Regions from separate parts of the Homo sapiens genome. Here region 2 is linked to region 1. Evidence: chromatin contacts called from ENCODE Hi-C or POLR2A ChIA-PET data. All regions are on one chromosome and are shown on one strand. The core of a region is the stretch at or near the end of the contact, and the rest is flanking DNA. Distances in the headings are between cores, read along the strand shown.

Region 1 (6,459 bases), core at 3,960-6,459:
TCCCGAGCAGCTGCGATTACAGGCGCCCGCCACCACACCCGACTATTTTTTTGTATTTTTAGTAGAGACGGGGTTTCACCGTGTTAGCCAAGATGGTCTCGATCTCCTGACCTCGTGATCCACCCGCCTCGGCCTCCCAAAGTGCTGGGATTACAGGCTTGAGCCACCGCACCTGGCCTTAAACCTCTTTTCTTTATAAATTACCCAGTCGCAAGTATTTCTTTATAGCAGTGTGAGAATGGACTAATACAATACTGTTCTATGCATTATGGCAAATACAGAGTTATTTAATCACCACTATAATCAAAACATAGAACAAATCTATCACCTTTCTCTCCCCTCAAAATTCTCTCATGCGCTTTCGTAGTAAATACCTCATCCCATCTTGAGCCCCCTGGCAAGAACTGATCATTTTTTCTCTCTACAGTTTTGCCTTTTTTTTTTTTTGAGATGGATCCTTGCCCTGTTGCCCAGGCTGGAGTGCAATGGTGTCATCTCAGCTCATTGCAACCCCTGCCTCCCTGGTTCAATTGATTCTCCTGCCTCAGCCTCCCGAGTAGCTGGGATTATAGGTGCCCACCACCACGCCCAGCTAATTTTTGTATTTTTCATAGAGATGGGTTTTCACCATGTTGGCCAGGCTGGTCTTGAACTCCTGGCCTCGTGATCTGCCCACCTCGGCCTCCCAAAGTGCTGGGATTACAGGCGTGAGCCACTGTGCCCGACCTATAGTTTTGCCTTTTCTGGATGTCATATGAATGGAGTCTATTATATGCAGCCTCTTGAAAGGGGCTTTCTTCACTTGAGAGTCAGATGTGTTGCTGTGTGTATCAGCAGTTTGTTCTTTCATCTTGCTCAGTAGTATTCCATTGTATGGATATGCTCCAGGTTGCTTATCCATTCATCTGCTGGAAGAAATCTGGGTTATTTCCAGTTTGGAATAATTATAAATAAAGTGACTACACCACTCACATACACGTTTTAGTGTGAACATAAGTTTTTATTTCTCTCAGGTAAATATCTAGGAGTGGGACTGCTGGGCCATAAGCTATATGTATAGCTAGTCTTATCAGACACCAGTAAACTGTTTACCAAAGTGGCTGGGCCAGTTTGTATTCCCACCCACGGTGTATGAGAGTTGCAGTTGCTCTTCATTCTCATCAGCATTTGATATTTCCAGGTGTTTCAATTTTAGACATTCTAATGGGTATGTAAAGGTATCTCATTGTTGGCCAGGCGTGGTGGCTCGTGCCTGTAATCCCAGCACTTTGGGAGGCTGAGGCGGCAGATCACAAGGTCAGAAGTTCAAGACCAGCCTGGCCAATATAGTGAAACCCCATCTCTACTAAAAATACAAAAATTAGCCAGGTGTGGTGGCACGTGCCTGTAATCCCAGCTACTCAGAAGGCTCAGGCAGCAGACTGCTTGAACCTGGCAGGCATAGGTTGCAGTAGGCCGAGACTATGCCATTGCACTCCAGCCTAGGGGAAAGAGTGAGACTCCGTCTTAAAAAAACAAAAAGGTATCTCATTGTTGTATAATTTGTATTTCCCTAGTGATTTTATATATATATATATATAATATTTTAGACAATGTCTCACTCTGTTGTCCAGGCTGGAATGCAGTGGTGCAATCACAGCTCAATGCAGCCTGGACCTCCTGGGCTCAAAGTGTTTCTCCCACTTCAGCCTCCTGAGTAACTGGGAATACAGGCACGCAACAGCAACCCCGGCTATTAAAAAATAAATTATAGAGAAAGGGTCTCATTATATTGCCCAGGCTGGGCTCAAACTCCTGGGCTCAAATGATCCTCCCACCTTAACCTCCCAAAGTGCTGGGATTACAGGCAAGGGCCACCATATCTGGCCTCTTAGCGATTGATGAGTATCTTTATATATGTTTGGTTGCTAACCATATAGCTTCTCTTATTACGCTTATTTCTTCATATGTGATATATATTTTTATGTACTATATTTTTGCTGATAATATATAAAAATAGAATTGATTTATGTATATTAACCTGGTATCCTGAGACCTTCCTAAATTTACTTGTTAGTTCTAGTAGTAGTTTTGTCAGTTCCTATGATTTCTGTATAAACCACCATCATGTCATCTGAAAATAGGGACAATTTTACTTCCTTTTGAATTGTTACACTTTCCATATCTTTTTCTTGCTTTGTTAATGGTTATAAACTACAGACAAATGTTAAGAAGTGGTAAGATGAGGCATCCTTGCCTTCTTCCTGATATAAGGGGGAGAGTGTTCAATATATTACCACTAAGTCTGATATTGGCTATGGATTTTTCATGAATGACCTTTACTATATTGAGGAAGTCCCTTCTAATTTTTTTGGCAGTTTTTATGAGTAGGGATTGAATTTTAAGTGGTCTTTCTGCATCTATTGTGATGACAACAGTTTTTCTTTTTCAGTTAATATGGTGAATTACGTTGATTGGTTTTAGATCATTAAATACAACTTGCATTCCTTGCACTGGGGACAAACCCAAATTGATCATGATGTATTATCTTTCTATATACTGTTGGATTCAATTTCCTAACATTTTATTAAAGTTGTTTTTGTTTCTATGGTCATGTGGTATATTAAGCTGTATATTAATTTTTTTGTAGTGTTGATTTTATGTTATGCGGGTTATGCTGGCCTCAAAATGAGAGGAAAACTGTTTCCTCCTCTATTTTCTAAACAAACTTTGCACAAGACTGGAGTTCTTCCTTCCTTATGCGTTTGATAAATTTGACCACTGAAACCATCTGGGCCTGGAATTATCTTTGTGAGAAGTCTGTTGAACAACAATTCAATTTCTTTAAAAATGAAAAGCTATTCAGATTTTTAAATTCTACCCTATTTCAGTTCTGATAAATTGTCTTTTTTATAGAATTGGTGCGTTGCATCTACATTGTCAAATTAATTGGCATAAAATTGTTTATAATACCTCCTCATATATATCTACATGATCTGTAGTAATACCCCTATTTTTGTTTTATTGTCTTGGCCAGTACAGGAGGAATTCTCTTACTCTCTCTCTTTCTCCTCTCTCTCTCTCTCTCTCTCTCTCCAGTTGACCTTCCATGGCCATGGGTTCTCCATCAGTGGATTCAACCAGCCACAGGTCAAAATATTAAATAAGGCTGGGGCACCATGGCGCACGTCTGTAATCCCAGCACTTCGGGAGGCCTAGGTGGGTGGGTCACCTGAGGTCAGCAGTTCAAGACCAGCCTGGCCAACATGGTGAAACCCCGTCTCTACTAAAAATACAAAAATTAGCCGGGCGTGGAGGCGGGTGCCTGTAATCCCAGCTACTTGGGAGGATGAGGCAGGAGAATCGCTTGAACCTGGAAAGCAGAGGTTGCAGTGAGCTGAGATCGTGCCACTGCACTCCAGCCTGGGCGCCAGAGTGAAACTCCATCTCAAAAAAAAAAAAAAAAATTAAATAGCAATTAAAAAACACAAAGAAGCGATATAGCATAACAACTGTTTACACAGCATTTATATCAGGTATTATAAGTAATCTAGAAATGATTTGTACTACAGAATGTGTATAGTCTATATGTAAATATTATGCCATTTTATGTAAAGAACTTGAACACTGGCTGGGGTGATGTTCTGGAACCAATACCCCATGGATACGGAAGGACAACTGTATATACACCTGCATATATAAACTATATATTTACAAGGCCAGAAATTGTTGAGGGTGCCCAGCACAGTAACTGGCACGAAGTAAGTCATCATAATAGTTGTATTAGCGTTGCCTTCATAGGTGGTGATTTGGAGAATCTATTCTAGGTGGGTACAGCAATGGAGGCTTTGGTCCAGTTTGTCTAGGGTCATGGTGGTGAGAAATAGCAGACAAGCCTGAAAGGATGATTTGGGGCTTTCCTTGCCCCAAAGAGAGAGAGAGACAGAAAATCCTTGCACCGGATGATATCAATGCTGTGCCTCTGAATGTCCATTTGGAAAGCCAGTCCTGTGCTTCCAAAAACAGGATATTCAACACCTTGAAGAGGTGTGGTAATTGCACATCTTACTTTTTACGTTTTAGGAAGTCTACAGAGAGTGGGGCTGAAAAGTTTGGGAAGAACAGGTAGGCATGTGGGGAGGGCAAAAGAACAGAAATAACATGCACAAGCATTTTTCTAGGAAAATTTTAGGGAAAGCTAAGTGATGTAAAGTTACACTTAAAAGACTACACATTTTCGGCCGGGCGCAGTGGCCGAATCCCGGCAAAAGTAATCCCGGCACTTTTGGGGGCCGAGGCCTGGGGAACACGAGGTCAGGAGTTCGAGACCAGTTGGCCAACACGGCAAAACCCCGTCTCTACTAAAAATTAGCCGGGCGTGGTGGCAGACACCTGTAATCCCAGCTACTCGGGAGGCCGAGGCAGGAGCATCGCTTGAAACCGGAAGGCGGAGGTTGCAGCGAGCCCAGATCGCGCCACCGCACTCCAGCCTGGGCGACAAGAGCGAAACTCCGTCTCAAAAACAAAACAAAACAAAAACTACACATTTTCGCACTTTAAGGGCTCAACGGCTGTATTCCCACTCCTTTGCCACTCTCTTTGCTCTTTTCCGCTCTAGAAAGAATTAATGAACTGGATCAAATCTAAGTTCTCCACGTTACAGATGGGAAGCCTCCGGGCCAAGGAGGCCAATGGTTACACAAACCAGGTAAGAAAATAAAATATGCCCAGTAAGTTCATAGGACCGGCGGGCTTAGATTTCGAATGCGCGTGACTCTGTCAACTGTGGACTTAACCCTATGCAGAGATTAGAGGAGAGAATAGTCAAACACGGATAAGTTAACATTTACCGAACAGTCCGTCCTACCCTGGGGTAGGTTTTATTAACAGTCTCGTTTTGCAAAGGAAGACAGCTGCCAGTTGTCTCAGATCGCACGGGCATGCCGCGCAGATGGGCTTCTGAGCAGCTCAGGGCCAGCCAGAGGTCTGGCGAGAAGGGCGTAATTAAACGAACCCGCGCCGGTTTCCTCAGGGCCCCCCGGGGCTCCGCTTCGCCCCAGCGGGCCTCGGCGGGGCTGGGAAACCGGCTGAGGTTCGCCTCACGGTGGGGAGGAGCGACGGGAGGCGGAAGCCCTTCGGTCCGGGCCCCGCCCCCGCACTCGCCCTCGCCCCGCCGCGACTTCCCATTCGCCGCCAACCCATGTGCGTTGGTGACGTCACCGCGTTCACCAGCCCGGAAGTGCGCGTGGCGGCGGTGGCGGCTGCGGCAACAGCGGGGCCGGTAAGCGGGCGCGCGCCGCTCAGAGGGGCAGAGTTGGTGGCGTGAGTTGCTGCCCCTTCCTTCCTGCTGTGGGCCAGAGGCGCCACCGCGCCCGGTCCTCGAGGAAGACGGGAGCGGGACGTGGCGAGAGGCCTCCTCAGCAGTGGGCAAAATAGCCCCGACGCGGAGGTCGTGTCCCCGCCACGTTTCCGGCGACCGCAGGCGCGGATTCCTTGGCTTCCCTCAGCACTTTCCCCTCCGCGCGGACGGCCCCGAGACGCTTTTTCACTGGGCCTTGTCGCCAGCACCCGGCGTGGGGGGTGAGACGCGCCTTTTCAGGGCTGGGGTTCCCCAGAGCGTTTTCCTAAGTCGAGGCGGAGGTGCGAGGAAACTGAGTGGGTCTTTCCGCCCCACGTGGCCTGCCGGGAAGCGCGGCTCCTCCACCCGCTTCCGTGGAATGGAATGGTTTTTCTCTGCAGGTTTACACCGGGGTCACTCGAGAGCTGCTGCGGCCTCCTTATGGGCAGGACCCCCGTATGGGGAGAACGAGGATGTGATATGTAGAAGGGAAGGCCGCGGTGTGCCAGAAATCAGAGGAGATTGCAAGATGGCAGGAAAAGAATCAGGAAAATGGGGGCAGCAAAACTAAATTCATGGGAAAATACAATGTCTAGGAGCTATCCCAGGGTCGTGAATCCTCGAGTGCAGGTGGGGAAGTAGGGTGATACCCACCTGTGACCATGACAAGTTTTGGAGACCAGAAACTCGGTTAGAGTTTCTAGAACCCCGCATCCCTCTCATACTGCCTGAAGCCCTGCTCTGGGGAGAGTGTCATCACAGTACCATGTGGCATGCGAGTGTCGTGGTAATGCTCCCCGACCAAACCACCAAACCGAGGGTTGGGCTGCTTATTCTCGCTGCCCAATAATGAGATGCAGATAAACTAGGAAAGAAAGGAGTTTATTTCTGTAACCAGGTACGGGGCGAAGGCGTGGAAAATATCCCAGACCGACTCAGAATTACAGAGCTTTCCAGAGCTTATATACCTTGTAAGTTGTATGTTTATGTGTAAGTGTGCATTGATCTAAAGATACAAGTGATTAACTTCTTACCCATAAGATCTGAGTCCTGAAGACCTTCCTCTGGAGCCTGAGTAAATTTACTTAATCTAAATGGGTCCAGGTGCTGGGGTGATTACCCTTATATTCTCTCCTGCTAAA
Region 2 (6,339 bases), core at 3,462-5,961, 65 kb after region 1:
GAGTCAGTTTCTGTTGTTCATTACTGAAAACCCTGACATACAGACACACACACACACACACACACACACACACACACACACACACACACACTCACGCATGTCTTCCCTGTCCACTTGTTACTGGGGCTTAGATCCAATTTAGTCCACAGAGGTGCATGCTTAGACAAAAGCTGTTTTTTTTCTCAGCAAGTTGTATGCTTATTGCATCTGTGTATATATACGTTAAAAAGAAATGCACAGACAGAATAATGCACACCAAAATAAATACTTTGAAACAGTGGGTACTTCTGGATACTAGGAGTTTTTTCTCTACTGGCTTCTAAAAGCTTTCTATTTTTCTAAGACATCATAATTATAAGAAATTATAAATAAACATAATTATAAGTAATTACTTTCATTATAAAAAAATTAAAAGGAGGTATGTTTTCTTCCAAAGAGGTCATACTAGTAGCTAAGACACACATATACAAATAATAGTATACATCCCAATGTGGCAAGTGCTGTCTATAAGAACTTTATGTTATAAGAGTATACCACATAGCAAATGACTTTAACTTTACTGGATGGAGTCACATCCTGGACCTGAGATCCATTCCTGTCTGAACAGGATCCCTGTAAATAGACCATAGCTTAGGCCCAGTATCAGGCTCTAAAGGTTACCATTGTTTTATTATGAATCTCCTACATACTTGGGATTTCTGGTAGCCTGACAGAGTACTTGCTTCTAAATTAGAAGACTTAGTTCAGGTTCTGTCACTCATGAATGAACAAACACTTGTTAAACACTTACTCTAATCCAAAATCAATATCTGTGTTTTGCATATGTTCCTTCATTGAACTTTACAGCCATCTTGAGAGGTTGGTGCTATTATCCCTATTTTTTGCGATCACAAGTCACTTTCTCCCTTTGAAAACACAGGTTCAGTATAAATGATTTTCCAGGTCTCAATCAGCTTTCATTTTTTTCTACAGCTTTGTGAATTTAGTCCTCTTCATATCTTAACTCACTGTGTGTTCCTTAACTTTTGACCTATTCACTTGGTCCTTCTTCCACCATTGCCTGGGTCAACCTCCAGATTCTTCCTCTTGCTTTAGATTTGTGGTCCTATTCTTGCTTCTTTCAGTCCTATGTGACACTGCTCAGCTTCCCCCAAGACAGACGCCAGGGACGAGACATCAAGGGGTCTGGGAGATAGGGAGTGGATGTTGGTCTCAGTGTTTCTCAGGGTAGGGCTATGAGGCCACTGTACTCTACAAGGGGTCCTCCTGGATAGATACAAATGTATCCCTGAATGTTAAGTCTTTTCTTTGGGGACTGAAGACAAGCCTGTGGACTTTCATTTTGATGTGCAACTAAAGATTTTTTTATTAATACAAATTTAAAATATGAATAACTAAAACTTGGTTTTCATAAACAAAAATTAGGGCATTATTAGAGTTTGCTATACACTTTCATTTTATATTGTTTCAAGAAGTCTGGCAGCCAACCAATGCTTTGACAATATTGCAAAGCTTCTACTGAGACTGTGCAGGCATAGACCAAGGGGTTCCCACAACTTTCTGGAAGGATACTGTATTACTTATACAGCGTCAGCACTGTCTTAAGTTGGTTTGGGTTTGGGTTGTTGCTCTTATTGCATTAATTAATAGAGTTGAGAAAAGTATTGGAACTTGCTTTTGTTGTTATGTTGGTTGACTGATGCATTTTTAGAGATTTTATTGTTACTACTCCAATTCTTGGTCTTCACAGAAGTCTTTTGCTCTGCAAAGCAGGAATGCATAGGATAGGGAGGGTTAGGTCTTCTGCTCTGCTGTAATGAGTCAGCATCTAGAAAGTCAGAGCACTGCTGATTTACAGTCCAGCTGGATGTCTTTTGAGCTTCATCACATGGCCATTTTCCTGTTGGCAGGAGTCTCTGTGCTGGCTGATGACCCTTAGGCAGCCACCATATTCTGATAAAGCAAATTGACTGTGCTGCTTTAAATTTGTATCATGCCTGTTGCTGAAAAAGTAGGGAATCTGGGGATTATCCAGGCCCCTCCAACAAGCTCTCTTCACCAGGTTTGGGCAGGAAATAAGAGAGTGGTGAAGCTCTCATTATTCTGAAACACTTGAGCATGAATCTTTCTGATGACAGAGATTGGCCCAATGCCTCGGGCAGAGATATAATCAATGAATACAACCAGCAATAGTGCTTATAATTTAACCTTTTTTCTGCAAAAGGATTTCCTGGCTCACTCAGCTCAAATGTCTTTTCTTCCAGGCACTTACCACTTTATTTTGAAGTTTTATTTTTCCACATCCAGTTCCACAGCTCTGCAGAATGTTGGTTGAGGTTAGAAACCACGCCTCACTCATCTTTATATGCTCAGTGATAGCACAGAGTGAAATGTTGATAAACAATTGTTGGACTGAATTTAACTCAGAGGAGAAAGCCCAGCTTATGTCTACACAGTCATGATATGTGCTATTCGAATGATGGCTTAGAGTGAGAACCCAGTCATCAGTAAAAGTAGTATAGACCTCCAGTCCCCAGGATAGGACAGAAGAAACAGGGCGATATTGAAGGTAATGAATCCAACAACCTACATGTGTGGAATGCTTTCCACCAGCCATGCTCTGGGAGAGAGATTTTCATTCATTATTTGAGTTAATCCTCCAGATAGTCCCAAATATCTGCCTTACAGATAGTTGTTATCTGTAAGGCAACTTAAAGGCAACCAGAGAGTCAAAGCTCTGTGACTACTTAACAGCATCAAAGTAGCAGAGCTGGGAATGCAAATTCAGAGAACTTGATAACTCCATTAGAAGACAATGAGGGGAATTAGTTGCTGAGAGGAGGAGCACACTGTGTGGGAGGAGGTAAAGGACAGAACATGGGAAAGTTATGATGTAAGCCTTGGCAAATGCAAGAGGCATTTCTTCACTAGAAATAGAAGGGAAGAATGAATGATGAGGTAGGGTTTGGGCAACCTGAATAATGGTCCCCTGAAGAAATCTACATCCCTGTGAATACATCACTTTACATGGCAAAAGAGGCTTTGCAGATGTGTTAAGTTGAGGATTTTGAGATGGAGAATTTTTCCTGAAATATCTAGATGGGTTCAATCTAATCTCAGGGGTCCCTATTAGAAGGATGCAGGGCTGGACACAGTGGCTCACATCTGCAATCCCAGCACTTCCAGCAATTCGGGAGAGCAAGGCAGGAAAATCGCTTGAGTTTGGGGGTTTGGGACCAGCTTAGGCAACACAGTGAGACTTTGTCTCTATTAAAAATAAATTAGCCAGATATGGTGGCATGCACCCGTAGTACCAGCTACTTGGGAGGCTGAGGCAGGAGGATTGCTTGAGCCCAGGAGGTTGAGGTTGCAGTTTACAAGAAAATTAGCTCCTGTGGACCGTATTAAGAATTTTCACCCTCCCCAAAGCAGAATCTTATGATTAGCTTTGCATTTGGAAATCAGTATTTGGCTGCAGGGTGGAGGAACAGAAGAATCGGGACAAGTGTGGACTAGGAGACACCAATAAGGAGGCAGTGGCATTACTTGCCACACAGTGCTTGAGACACAGAGGGGGCCCAATAAGCCTTAGTTCCCCACTCAAATTCTAGAAGACTGCCAACACTGACTTGCCTTTTAAAGAAAGTCAGGTTTTCAGCTTACCCTACACTTCAGAGCAAGCATAAATAAATCAATGAATTCTATTTTCTCCAAATCTCTGACCGATCAGCATGTGTAGGCTGCATCCACAGGTGAGAAAAGTGAAATTACTGGGCCTGTAGGCAGTTCAGTTACATTCATACAATCATGCACAGGCAATGAATAATCTGGAGTTTTCCTATGAGTTACTGCTTTGGGAGCAGTTTGAGCCTAAGTTTTGATTCCAGAGAAGGCAAAGAAGAACTATTCTCACCCAGACAATTATCATCTGCAAGAACAAAGTGCAGAAAGCAGATCAACAGTCAGTAAACATAATTTTAAACAACCCACATCCCTAAAATCTATGTTTTTTCACTATAGTGACAAGAATTCTTGAAAGACCAACTAAAAGCAGATAAGAATTTTCTAGAAGGTAAAAGATAAAAGATTTTGATGCCATCGGCCACATTTTTATGAGCCATATCTTTATGACTAGAAATTATTGATTACTGTAAAAGTTCCCTTAAGTCAGGAGACCTGCTACTACTTTTCATGTCTCATTTACTATAATTTTTTTATAGCTGTTTTAACAGTAAATCCTATTTTTGAATTTGAGTATGAAGACAAAAATGAATTAAATCTATCTGAATTTTATTCTATCTGGCAGTTCCTGGCTGTAAGACTTTGGGCAGTTTACTTAAACTCTCTTGCCTCTGTTTCCTCATCTTTCAAGTGGGAATGAAGATAATTTACTCTTAAAGGGCCTTTGTGAGATGAATTATAATAACATGGTGAAGCCTTAGAACAGAGCTGGCACGTGGTAAGCACTATCTCAAAGCCTAGCAATTGTAACCCAGTACCCCCATTTTTCTAAGAGGTGGTTTTTCTCTCTTATTGTTCTCCTGGTTCCCCACATCCTATTTAGCCCTTCAGAAATGGAACTATATAGGCTTTTACCTCTCCTTCAGACATCTCTTACTGGGTAAGTTCACGTAACTGTGTGCTCTAAGACAGAACTCTTAACAGTTAATTTACAAACCACAGCATGTTTGCTAGGGAACTCTCACCCTCCAGGAAGTTGTCTTGAGAGATAACAGCTTGCCCAGGAAAACACCAGCAGTCACCAGCTCTACTGCGTGGTAGATAAGCTAGTATGAGGACCATTGCCCTTGCTCACTTTCTCCCCTGTCTTTTAAAAGTGCTCACTTTCTTCTCCAAGAGGGAAGCGGTACATTTAAAGGTGGGATGCCTGTGCTTCATCCTCTAAGCTAGCTTTGGAAATAAATCACTTTCTTTATACCAGACCTCACTCTTGTTAATTGAACTCTGCAAGTGATAAGCAACTAACCCACATTTTGGTTACACTATTGTTACCTGCTATATATCACTCAAATCTAGAGCCAAGTCCGTTGTTTGTTGTGCATCTTCTCCCACTCATTGGTTTGCCTTTTTGATCTCTTGCCAGTAATTAACCTACTGTCTCTTAGCTCCAACCTCTCTGGGAGGTATTTGGCTTTGTGCTCCCCTAGGAGGTACTAGAGGGAAACCACAAGGCTGGAGAAAGAAGGGACTCACTCCTTCCTGTCTGCTTCTTGCTCCTGGGAACATCATGCTCGTCCCACTTCTCCAATGTCATTGTGTTCCTGTAGCAGCAATCACATCCAGCATGTAGTTTTTCCAACATTTGCAGAACCAGCCTTTCAACCTGTCAAGAGACCCTGGCTGTAGCTGACCAGCACCTTCTCAGAGCACTGAATTTCAGCTCAATAGGCCCCTGCTTCCAGCTTCTGAGTTTAATAATGCCAACCTTTCCCTTTATATTCTAGACCTGCAATTATTACCTCCATGTTACCTTAATGTTCTCTTTTTGCCTTTTCAGTTACCTGGTTACAATTCTGTAACTAGTTAGCAATTCTTTGTATTAAGCTCTCTTTTCATATAACTGGGGTGGTTTATGAAACCTGACTTATCCCCGACTGATGCACATTCTTGCGGTGTTTGTCGATGAACTGTAGTTCAGTTCTTACTTTGAATATTGTCCAATTTCTTTAAACAATCTATACATTAAAAAAATAGACAATCTGAAAGAAAATTGAGCAAGAGGCTTTAACATGTACTTTATAAAAGGGTCTCCAAATGCCCAAACATGAGAATATGTTCAATTTTCTTCATAATTAGGAAAATGCAAATTTAAACTCTAATGAAATACCTACTAGACCAATTAATATTAATTGAAAATAACCAAAGTTAACAAGGATGTAGAACAATGCAAACTCTCCTATGCTATAAATATGAGTATAAATTGGTTACAACCACTTTGGAAAACTGCTTGGAAGTATTTATGTTAGTCATATCTATACCAATGACCCAGCAATTATAATCCTAAGTATGTCCCTAGTTGAAATGCATGCATTTCAATGCATGTACAAGGATGTTTGTAGAAACATCATTTGTAGGCTGCTCTACCTATGGAGTAGCCATTCTTCATTCCTTTACTTTCCTAATGAACTTGCTTTCACAAAAGAAAAAAAAGAGAAAAAAAACATCATCTGTAGTAATTCCAGTTTGGAAGTAACGTAGATATATATCCTCCAACAACAGAATGGATCAACAAACTAAACTATATTTATACAGTGTGATATTATATAGTAATAAAAATAAATTATAGCTCCTCAGAACATGGATAACTCTGACAAAATA

What was found. Hi-C counts contacts between places; a loop is a spot of excess contacts on that map. ChIA-PET counts read pairs that join two places held with the same protein, here RNA polymerase II (POLR2A). Pooled maps may share reads with other maps.
Region 2: a pooled map shows a loop between it and region 1 (2.9-fold over the local background). The contact joins the enhancer-like site here to the promoter of TRNT1 in region 1. A Hi-C loop is called at or near these places in 1 of 168 maps with a recorded cell type or tissue (colonic mucosa) and 3 of 50 pooled maps. POLR2A ChIA-PET finds 5 or more read pairs at or near these places in 5 of 52 experiments (CD4-positive, alpha-beta memory T cell, CD8-positive, alpha-beta T cell, activated T-cell and 2 more).

What each region holds. Positions count from the first base shown.
Region 1 is chr3:3,121,731-3,128,189 of GRCh38, forward strand. TRNT1 (tRNA nucleotidyl transferase 1) reads left to right here and starts at 5,210. Exons shown (of 8, transcript NM_182916.3): 1 at 5,210-5,260. It overlaps LOC124909339 (a long non-coding RNA gene), which reads right to left and starts at 5,101. Exons shown (of 2, transcript XR_007095786.1): 1 at 4,830-5,101; 2 at 267-908. RefSeq lists a silencer at 4,914-5,333 and enhancers at 5,541-6,271, 5,694-5,773.
Region 2 is chr3:3,187,405-3,193,743 of GRCh38, forward strand. No RefSeq gene overlaps it. Among named protein-coding and RNA genes, the nearest start is that of CRBN, 11 kb to the left of the region's middle. Within about 2 kb of position 4,712, at least 3 of the 41 ENCODE cell types and tissues checked have a DNase peak (open chromatin) inside an H3K27ac peak, as active enhancers do; they include CD8-positive, alpha-beta T cell, where a contact is called at or near this core.